Linked DNA regions of Homo sapiens: region 1 is linked to region 2. Evidence: read pairs that join two places in POLR2A ChIA-PET (ENCODE). Cell type or tissue: OCI-LY7. All regions are shown on one strand. Each heading gives the region's core, and the rest is flanking DNA. Links, peaks and the distances in the headings are about the cores only. Region 1 has its middle 2.5 kb from the start of WNT8A. Region 2 has its middle 9.1 kb from the start of CDC23.

What was found. ChIA-PET counts read pairs that join two places held together with the same protein. Peaks named below come from ENCODE experiments on the same cell type or tissue, not always from the same donor. Only the 100,000 strongest peaks of a DNase experiment are listed, where the experiment ranks them.
Region 1: POLR2A ChIA-PET joins it to region 2 with 18 read pairs; 2 of 35 experiments call an interaction of 5 or more read pairs at or near these places.

The regions. Positions count from the first base shown.
Region 1 is chr5:138,079,340-138,083,730 of GRCh38, forward strand. It overlaps a transcript of WNT8A not described here. Among named protein-coding and RNA genes, the nearest start is that of WNT8A, 2.5 kb to the right of the region's middle. In OCI-LY7, for the core only: a CTCF peak has its summit at 2,875 (motif pointing right); DNase peaks (open chromatin) are centred at 2,072 and 2,882.
Region 2 is chr5:138,220,259-138,224,649 of GRCh38, forward strand. No RefSeq gene overlaps it. Among named protein-coding and RNA genes, the nearest start is that of CDC23, 9.1 kb to the left of the region's middle. In OCI-LY7, for the core only: a CTCF peak has its summit at 2,685 (motif pointing right); no DNase peak of the experiment used is centred there.

The DNA of each region.
Region 1 (4,391 bases), core at 136-4,135, 140 kb before region 2:
TATATAATAATTATATATTAATTATAATTATATTAAAAACAAAGGTAACAAATACTCAAAATTCATCACTTCCTAATTAGTTTGCTAAATTTCACTATCATTTATGCTGAAGGCTATTTATACCCATTATATCTATATGACAGAAATATTATATAATGATATACTACATCTCTTCCCAAGTCTACATTGGCAGTTTGCAATTCACTATGCTCTAGTATTTATACCATGAAAATTAGCAAATATTACCAATCAGGCTCCTGCCACACCCAAGCCAGTTGTTAATCATTTACCAGCACACCAGGGCTTTAGAGATACTACTATTCAATCTATCTTGTCACAGGCTCATCTGTCCCTACCATCATCTTCTGTTCTAGTCTTCAGCTCTAGATTTCCATTCCTGCAAGAGAGAAACCAAGAGTTGGATCATTACTTAAAAGCTAATGAGACAATAGAGCTGGGATTAAGGAAATTGATACACAGGTTGACTAGAAATGATTTGTAGACTTGATGTGGAATGCCTCTCACTATTCTCTCCAGGAAACCTCTGTCTGCAGTGAAAAATTTAGTCAGTCCAGCACAGGGGTCTTATGTAGATACACTCCAAAGGACTCTGAAGAAGGCATTGGTTATCCTCCAGGTATCCATCTTAAAGGCTCATCTAATCGTCAACTACAGGATTCAAAGATGTATAAGATAATTCTGGCCGGGCACAGTGGCTCACGTCTGTAATCCCAGCACTTTGGGAGGCCGAGGTGAGCAAATCCCTTGAAGCCAGGAGTTTGAGACCATCCTGTCCAACACGGTGAAACCCAGTCTCTTCTAAAAATGCAAAAATTAGCCAAGCGTGGAGGCGAGCACCTGTAATCCCAGCTACTTGGGTGGCTGAGGCATGAGAATGGCTTTGAACCCAGGAGGCAGAGGTTGTGGTGAGCTGAGATTGCACCACTGCACTCTAGCCTGGGTGACAGAGACTCCTTCTCAAAAAAAAAAAAAACAAAAAACCGCACACACAAACAAAAAAAGATAATTCCAACGCTCGCAACTGAAGAAGATAAGATTTCTGGCCTACAATCACCTCTGGGATTCATAAACTCTGTAAATCTTGTTTTTTTTTTTTTTTTTTTTTTTTGGCTAATTTTTATATTTTTAGTAGAGATGAGGTTTCTCCATGTTGGTCAGGCTGGTCTCAAACTCCTAAACTCAGGTGATTTGCCTGCCTTGGCCTCCCAAAGTGCTGGGATTACAGAATTACAGGAGTGAGCCCTGGACTTTTTTTTTAGAGACAGGGTCTCATTCTGCCATCTAGGCTAGAGTACAGTGGCGCAATCATGGCTCACTGTAGCCTCAAAGTCCTGAGCTCAGGCGATCCTCCCCACTCAGCCTCCCAAAGGGCTGGGATTATAGATGTGAGCTACCATGCCCAGCCCAGCTGGGAAAGTCTTTAGTGGTCATTCAACCTTCAACATTTTCCTCACTCCCTCATTTTGGAGATGAAGAATCTAAGTCCAGATGGTGGTAAATATCTTGCCCAAGGTCACACAACAAGCCCAGGGCTCCTGATACCTGGAGCAGAGGCCTCTCTATAAATTCTCACTTCCATTTAGAAAAACTATATGATCTTGCCGGGCGCAGTGGCTCACGCCTGTAATCCCAGCACTTTGGGAGGCCGAGACGGGTGGATCACGAGGTCAGGAGATCGAGACCATCCTGGCGAACACAGTGAAACCCTGTCTCTACTAAAAATTCAATACAGGCGGGCGCCTGTAGTCCCAGCTACTCGGGAGGCTGAGGCAGGAGAATGGCGTGAACAAGGGAGGCGGAGCTTGCAGTGAGCGGAGATCGCGCCACTGCACTGCAGCCTGGGCGACAGAGCGAGACTCTGTCTCAAAAAAAAAAAAAAAAAGAAAAACTATATGATCTTTATAGAATCTGAGCAGGAGCGAGCACAGTTTGCATACAAAAAACTATCTTCCCCTCTGCTTCCTAGAAAAAAAAGAGTATTTTTTTGTAGAGTACCAATTAAATGCCAGGTGCAGCGGAGAACACAGAAGCATAAGACCCAGTCACTCACACACAGGAAGTGAAAGCGGAGTCACTCCTAAAACTCTTTCGAGGTGGCAGGGGACTTCCTCGGAGCTATCACTAACCCAGTTCTGACCCCAGAGTGAATGCCATGGAAATCAACCCTGCTGTCTTAAGAAGTGAAAGTTAAATTAGATTCTTGATTGGGAAAAGTAGGAGACAGAGAAAAGGCCGCTGAGGCTAACTCAGTGGGCTTTTCTCGCTTAACTCAAGTCTGGGACACCTATTTTCCCCAAGCAGAGAGGCCCACAAGCAATCAAAGGAAGAGAGCTTGCGGGGGGCTGGGAGGCAGAGCTTTAGTCCATTAGGACTTTTTGTCCTCATCCTTCTGAAGAAATGAAACAAAAAACTACATACAAAATAAGAGCCCAAATTTCCTCCTAGGTTTAGCATATCTAAAATTGCTCCAAATTGCTATAAAAATTTCTAAACACTTCTATTTTTGTAATTATCTTATGTCAGAAGGACAACAGTCAGTTTGCAGACCGACGCCAAGCCTGGCCCATACTTGGAGTATGCCCTAAAGACACCTGGGGACTCTTTGGCCCCTGGAACTCCTTTGGTGGGGGGATCTCTGAGCTCCACTTCCCACCCAAACCAGGTCCAAAGTTCTGGGAAGTGATCTGGATGTTGTAATGGTCACAGGATGGAGTCAGAACTGTGACTTTCCATCTATGCTTTCCTCTGAACTTCTCTAGACTTCCTTCTCCAGCCTTAGGAAAGAGCTTCAGCAACCAAGAAGGACTTTCCCACCTTTTGTTCTAGTCCCCAAGCATACCTAATGGTGCCCACTAGGGGTCACAGGGTCTTTCGTTTGTTCATCCAGGTGCCTTCTTAAGCTCTAAGAACCGAAAGTGAACCTAAAAGACATTCCTGGCTGGGTGCGGTGGCTCATGCCTGTAATCCCAGCACTTCAGGAGGCCAAAGGCGTGTGGATCACCTGATGTCAGGAGTTTGAGACCAGCCTGGCCAACATAGGGAAACCCTGTCTCTACTAAAAGTACAAAATTAGCTGGACATGGTGGCACATGCCTGTAATCTCAGCTACTGGGGAGGCTGAGGCAGGAGAATCACTTGAACACAGAGGTGGAGGTTGCAGTAAGTTGAGATGGCACACTTGCACTCCAGCCCGGGTGACAAGAGTGAAACTCTGCCTCAAAAAATAAAATAAAATAAGGCTGGGTATGGTGGCTCACGCCTGTAATCCCAGCACTTTGGGAGGCCGAGGCAGGTGGATCACGAGATTAAGAGATCGAGACCATCCCGGCCAACATGGTGAAACCCGTCTCTACTAAAAATACAAAAATTAGCTGGGCATGGTGGCGCACACCTGTAATCCCAGCTACTCCGGAGGCTGAGGCAGGAGAATTGCTCGATCCCAGGAAGTGGAGGTTGCAGTGAGCCGAGATCATGCCACTGCACTCCAGCCTGGCGACAGAGTGAGACTCCATCTCAAAATAAATAAATAAATAAATAAATAAATAAATAAATAAATAAATAAAATAAAATAAAAGACAGATTCCCACCTAAGGAGCTGAAGTCCTAGTAACAAAGTAGTATCAGAAAGAAAGGCATCAGGGCCACGCCCAGTGGCTCATGCCTATAATCCCAGCATTTTGGGAGGCCAAGGTGGGCAGATCACTTGAGCCCAGGAGTTCAAGACCAGGCTGGCCAACTGGCGAAACCCCTTCTCTACTAAAAATACAAAATTTAGCTGGGTGTGGTGGCTGGCACCTGTAGTCTCAGATACTTGGGAGGCTGAGGTAGGAGAATCACTTGAACCCAGGAGGCAGAGGTTGTAGTGAGCTGAGATTGCACCACTGCACTCCAGCCTGGGCGACAGAGCGAGAGACTCTGTCTCAAAAAAAAAAAAAAAAGAGAAAGGCATCAGTCTTCCCAAATATAACCCTGGGTGGCCCTAAGGTTGGTTCTCAGATATATAAAAAATCAACTAACTGGAGTTGTAACCCTCAGATATAAAAGGATAGATTTGCTAGGAATTAAGGAAATTTCCCAGCAGTTGCTAGAATGTGGTGGAAGGGACTGTTGCAGAGATGGACTCTGAAGTGTTCCTGCTCCATAGTCCCACAGCTCCATCACCTCACAGCCTTGAAGGAAGTGGTAGGGATGGCGCACTCACTGGTTTAGGTAAATGAGTAGGAAGCAGCCCCAGATGGAGTTGCTTTATGATTATTAACACCTTGGGGAGGATGGCAGGACAGAGAGTGGGCTCTCACTGACAGATGAGGACACTGTAGCTCCAAGAATAGGTGACCTGCCTTCAGGGTTAAGGACCCAGCCTGCTCTGG
Region 2 (4,391 bases), core at 310-4,309:
TCTGAGCACCAATCCTCTTGACAAGCCTGCAAGGCAGGTTATCGTTGCCCCTATTTTAGAGAGTAGAAAACAGACTCAGGCAACTTAACTGAGGTGACCTCAAGTTCTGTTCAACTACAGCCCATATTCTTTCACTGTGTTTTCATAATGTTAAAAAAAGTTCTTATTTATGTGTTTTGCTATTTATAGATCATTTTCAAATGTTATATTGTTAAATCTTGTGAAGTAGGCATTATGCCCTTTTTCAGACAAGATTGGGCGCATTCAGGGTGGTATGGCCATAGACATTATGTTCTTTTTCAAAGAGCAATAATTCAGGCAGGTATGGTGTCTCACACCTGTAATCTCAGCACTTTGGGAAGCCAAGCCAGGAGGATCGCTTGAGTCCAGGAGTTTGAGACCAGCTTGGGCAACATGATAAAACCCTGTCTCTACAAAAAATTCAAAAGTTAGCTGGGCATGGTGGTGCACTCCTGTAGTCCCAGCTACTCAGGAGGCTGAGGTGGGAGGATTCCTTGAGCCTGGGAAGTCAAGAGGCTGCAGTGAGCCAAGATCACACCACTGCACTCCAGCCCGGGCGACAGAGTGAGACCTTGTCTCACAAAAAAAAAAAAAAAAAATTCAGTACCTATTTTATAGAGTTGCTATGACAATTGGAGATATGTACACTTAGTAGGTACTATTTCTTTTTTTTTTTTTTTTTTTTTGAGACGGACTCTCGCTGTCGCCCAGGCTGGAGTGCAGTGGCGCGATCTCGGCTCACTGCAGGCTCCGCCCCCCGGGGTTCACGCCATTCTCCTGCCTCAGCCTCCCAAGTAGCTGGGACTACAGGCGCCCGCCACCTCGCCCGGCTAATTTTTTGTATTTTTAGTAGAGACGGGGTTTCACCGTGCTAGCCAGGATGGTCTCGATCTCCTGACCTCGTGATCCACCCGCCTCGGCCTCCCAAAGTCCTGGGATTACAGGCGTGAGCCACCGCGCCAGGCCTAGTTAGGTACGATTTCTATAAGGAAACAGACATCATGGTTTATGGGTCACCCATCCATTTAGAGGTAAGTAAACCACCTAGAAGCAGCCCAGGATTGGAATCCACAAGAGCTGAAACCTGTCACGATCTAAATACACCTGCAAAAATCTCCCACTCCCTCTCCTCACTGGGCCTTACTTTTCTCCTTGTAAAATGGCAGAGCTAAGCAAGATGACTTCCAGGATTCCTTCTACCTCTGACAAGCTCCAAGTGAGGACTAGAGCTCAGACTGCCTCCATGAAAGTTAGAAGGGAGAGGGCTGGGCGTGGTGGCTCACACCTGTAATCCCAGCACTTTGGGAGGTGAGGCGGGCAGATCATGAGTTCAGGAGTTTGAGACCAGCCTGGCCAACATGGTGAAACTCTGTCTCTACTAAAGATACAAAAGATTAGCCAGGCATGGTGGCAGGTGCCTGTAATCCCAGCTACTCGGGAGGCCGAGGCAGAAGAATTGCTTGAACCCGGGAGGCAGAGGTTGCAGTGAGCTGAGATTGTGCCATTGCACTCCAGCCTGGGCGATACGGTGAGACTCTGCCTCAAAAAAAAAAAAAGTTAGAAGGGAGAGAGTGACTTCCTTGTTTTTGGTTTATTAATAATAAATACAGGCTGGGCACTACGGCTCATGCCTGTAATCCTAGCACTTTGGGATGTCTAGGCAAGTGGATCACTTGAGCCCAGGAGTTTGAGACCAGCCTGGGCAACATGGCGAAACCCTGTCTCTACCAAAAACACAAAGATTGGCCAGTCTCATAACCCAGTCCCTAAATAAATAGATTAAAATTTTTTTTAATTAAAAAAATTTAATAAAAAACAATAAATACATCAAAAGGCAGTGATGTAATGAAGAATTAAGAAGTCACTGTCGGCCAGGCACCATGACTCCTACCTTGGGAGGCCAAGGTGGGTGGACTGCTTGAACTCAAGAGTTCATGACCAGCCTGGACAACATGGCAAAACCCTATCTCTATAAAAAAATACAAAACTTAGCCAGGTGTGGTGGCATGCTCCTATAATCCTAGCTACTCAAAAGGCTGAGGCAGGAGAATCTCTTGAGCCCAAGAGGTCAAGGCTGCAGTGAGCTGAAATTGCACCACTGCACACCAGCCTGGCTGACTGATTGAGACTCTATCTCAAAATAATAAAGAATAAGAAGGGGCTGGGCGTGGTGGCTCATGCCTGTAATCCCAACACTTTGGGAGGCCGAGGCTGGTGGATCATGAGATCAGGAAACCGAGACCATCCTGGCCAACATGGTGAAACCCCATCTGCACTAAAAATACAAAAATTAGCTGGGCGTGGTGGCACATGCCTATAATCCCAGCTACTCTGGAGGCTGAGGCAGGAGAATCCCTTGAACCAGGGAGTTGGAGGTTGCAGTGAGCTGAGATCGCACCACAGCACTCTAGCCTGGTGACAGAGCGAGACTCCGTCTCAAAAAAAAAAAAAAAAAAAAAAAAAAGAATAAGAAAGAAAGCACTTCAAGCTTCTAAATACCACTCCCAAGTTTGTCACACATGACAACGTCGCGAACAACTTTATCCAGTCGCGTGCTGCCCCACTGAATGTTCTCCAGCGTTCCTTGGGGGCTGTAGTCTGGTCAAGGCTGATCCTCACCTAAAGTCCTTCCTGGAAAAAACTCAATTGCCTTTTTCTTCTGTGATCCCGGCTTTGTCCGACAGATGGAACCATTCCCTCCCTCCCCGCTCTTCAAAGGGCTTGACCGGAAAAGGTGTTTGCTCAAGAGCGATGTGGGACCAGACACCAGAGACCAAAGTAGAGAGAGGCTAAAGAACTTACTAAATCTAAGCCCGATGAGAACTGAAAGAACAGTCAGTTCCCAGCAAGGTTTCTTGACTTAGGCATTATTGATATTTTGAGCTGGTTAATTATTTGTTGGAGGTGGCAGTGGGTAGGAAGGAGGTGGGTGCTGTCCATGTATTCATTTAACTACAATTTATCTAGTTGTTACTATGTGCCAAGCTCTGGGAATAGACTGTTGAATGAAACAGTCAATTCCTGCACTCAGACATTTTTTTCTAGTGGGGGAGAAAGATGATAAACAATCATACAAAGAATTATGTAACAACAGTTACCATAAGTGCAGTGAAGGAAAAGCTTAAGAAGCTATGATAGGAGGCCTGTGCCAGGCTGTGGGCAAAGATGGCCATAAGTCCTCCATCCCTGGATATGTGCCCCTTTACAATATGACTTTGCATCAAGCGGTGAGTCTGTGTCCCTGCCTTTGAATCTGTGTTAGCCCTGTGACTTGCTTTAACCAATAGAAAGCAGTGAAAGGGATGTTATGTGACTTCTGAGCCTCAGTTTCAAGGGACCTTGCAACTTTAACTCTTGCCCTCTTGCTGCCCTGAAGGAACCAGGTTAGCCTCTTAGCTGTCCCAGATATTCCAGCTGTCCCAGTGGTTCCCACCATTCCGGCTGAGGCTTCAGATAGATGAGTGAGGCTATGCAGGAACAGCCAGCACCCAGTCAACCTGACAACTGACTGCAGCTGCAGAAGTGACCCCAGGCAAGACTGAACCCAGTCAGAATTGCAGAAAAATGAGCAAATACATGGTTGGGGGTTATTATGCAATGATAGACAACCAATACAAGGCCCTAACCTGGTCTAGGGCTAGAGGAGTGGATCAGAGGAGGCTTCCTTGAAGAAATTAGTCCAGCTAAGACCTGGAGATAGACCTAGAGTCAGCCCGGTAGAGCATAGGGGAAGAGCATTCAGGCAGCAGAGACAGCAGGTTAAGAACTATATGTATCTGAGGACCTAAGCAGGGAACTATATGTATCTGAGGACCTAATCAGGCAACACCAGATGGTCTGAAGAGAAGAGAGCCCAGCAGTATAGACAATGACCAATGAGCGGTGTGCTGTACTTAACCCATCACCCACCTCCATTCCCAAACTGACTTTTAGTTTTTGTTTTTTTATCACATTCTGGATACATCCATGGGCCGTGTCAAGCATGTAAATTTCATCTACTATGTATGTTGAAAAATTAAAGAGTTGAAAATACCTGTGGACATTAACCTGTCTCCTAGAAGCTAGGAAAAGGTTGAGTTACAGTCTTTTGGGGATGAACAATATGAAGATGACAAAGCAGGCTGAGCACGAGGAAAAAATGTATTTTTAATAGTTGTGATGACCATCAAAGCTATTATGACCCCATCTTCACTGATCTAAGCTCATACTTAAATGGAAATTTACTTGAAAAGCCCTTTCTTTGCATAATGGAAAGGCAGGCTTGTCCAATTCCATCTCCCCAAGGTAATGGCCCTAGGATGTAATGGGAGGCCTCACTGCCAGCTCTGCTCATCGGGGGCTCTCAGCCTTGTGTAGCCCAGCTTTGGTAA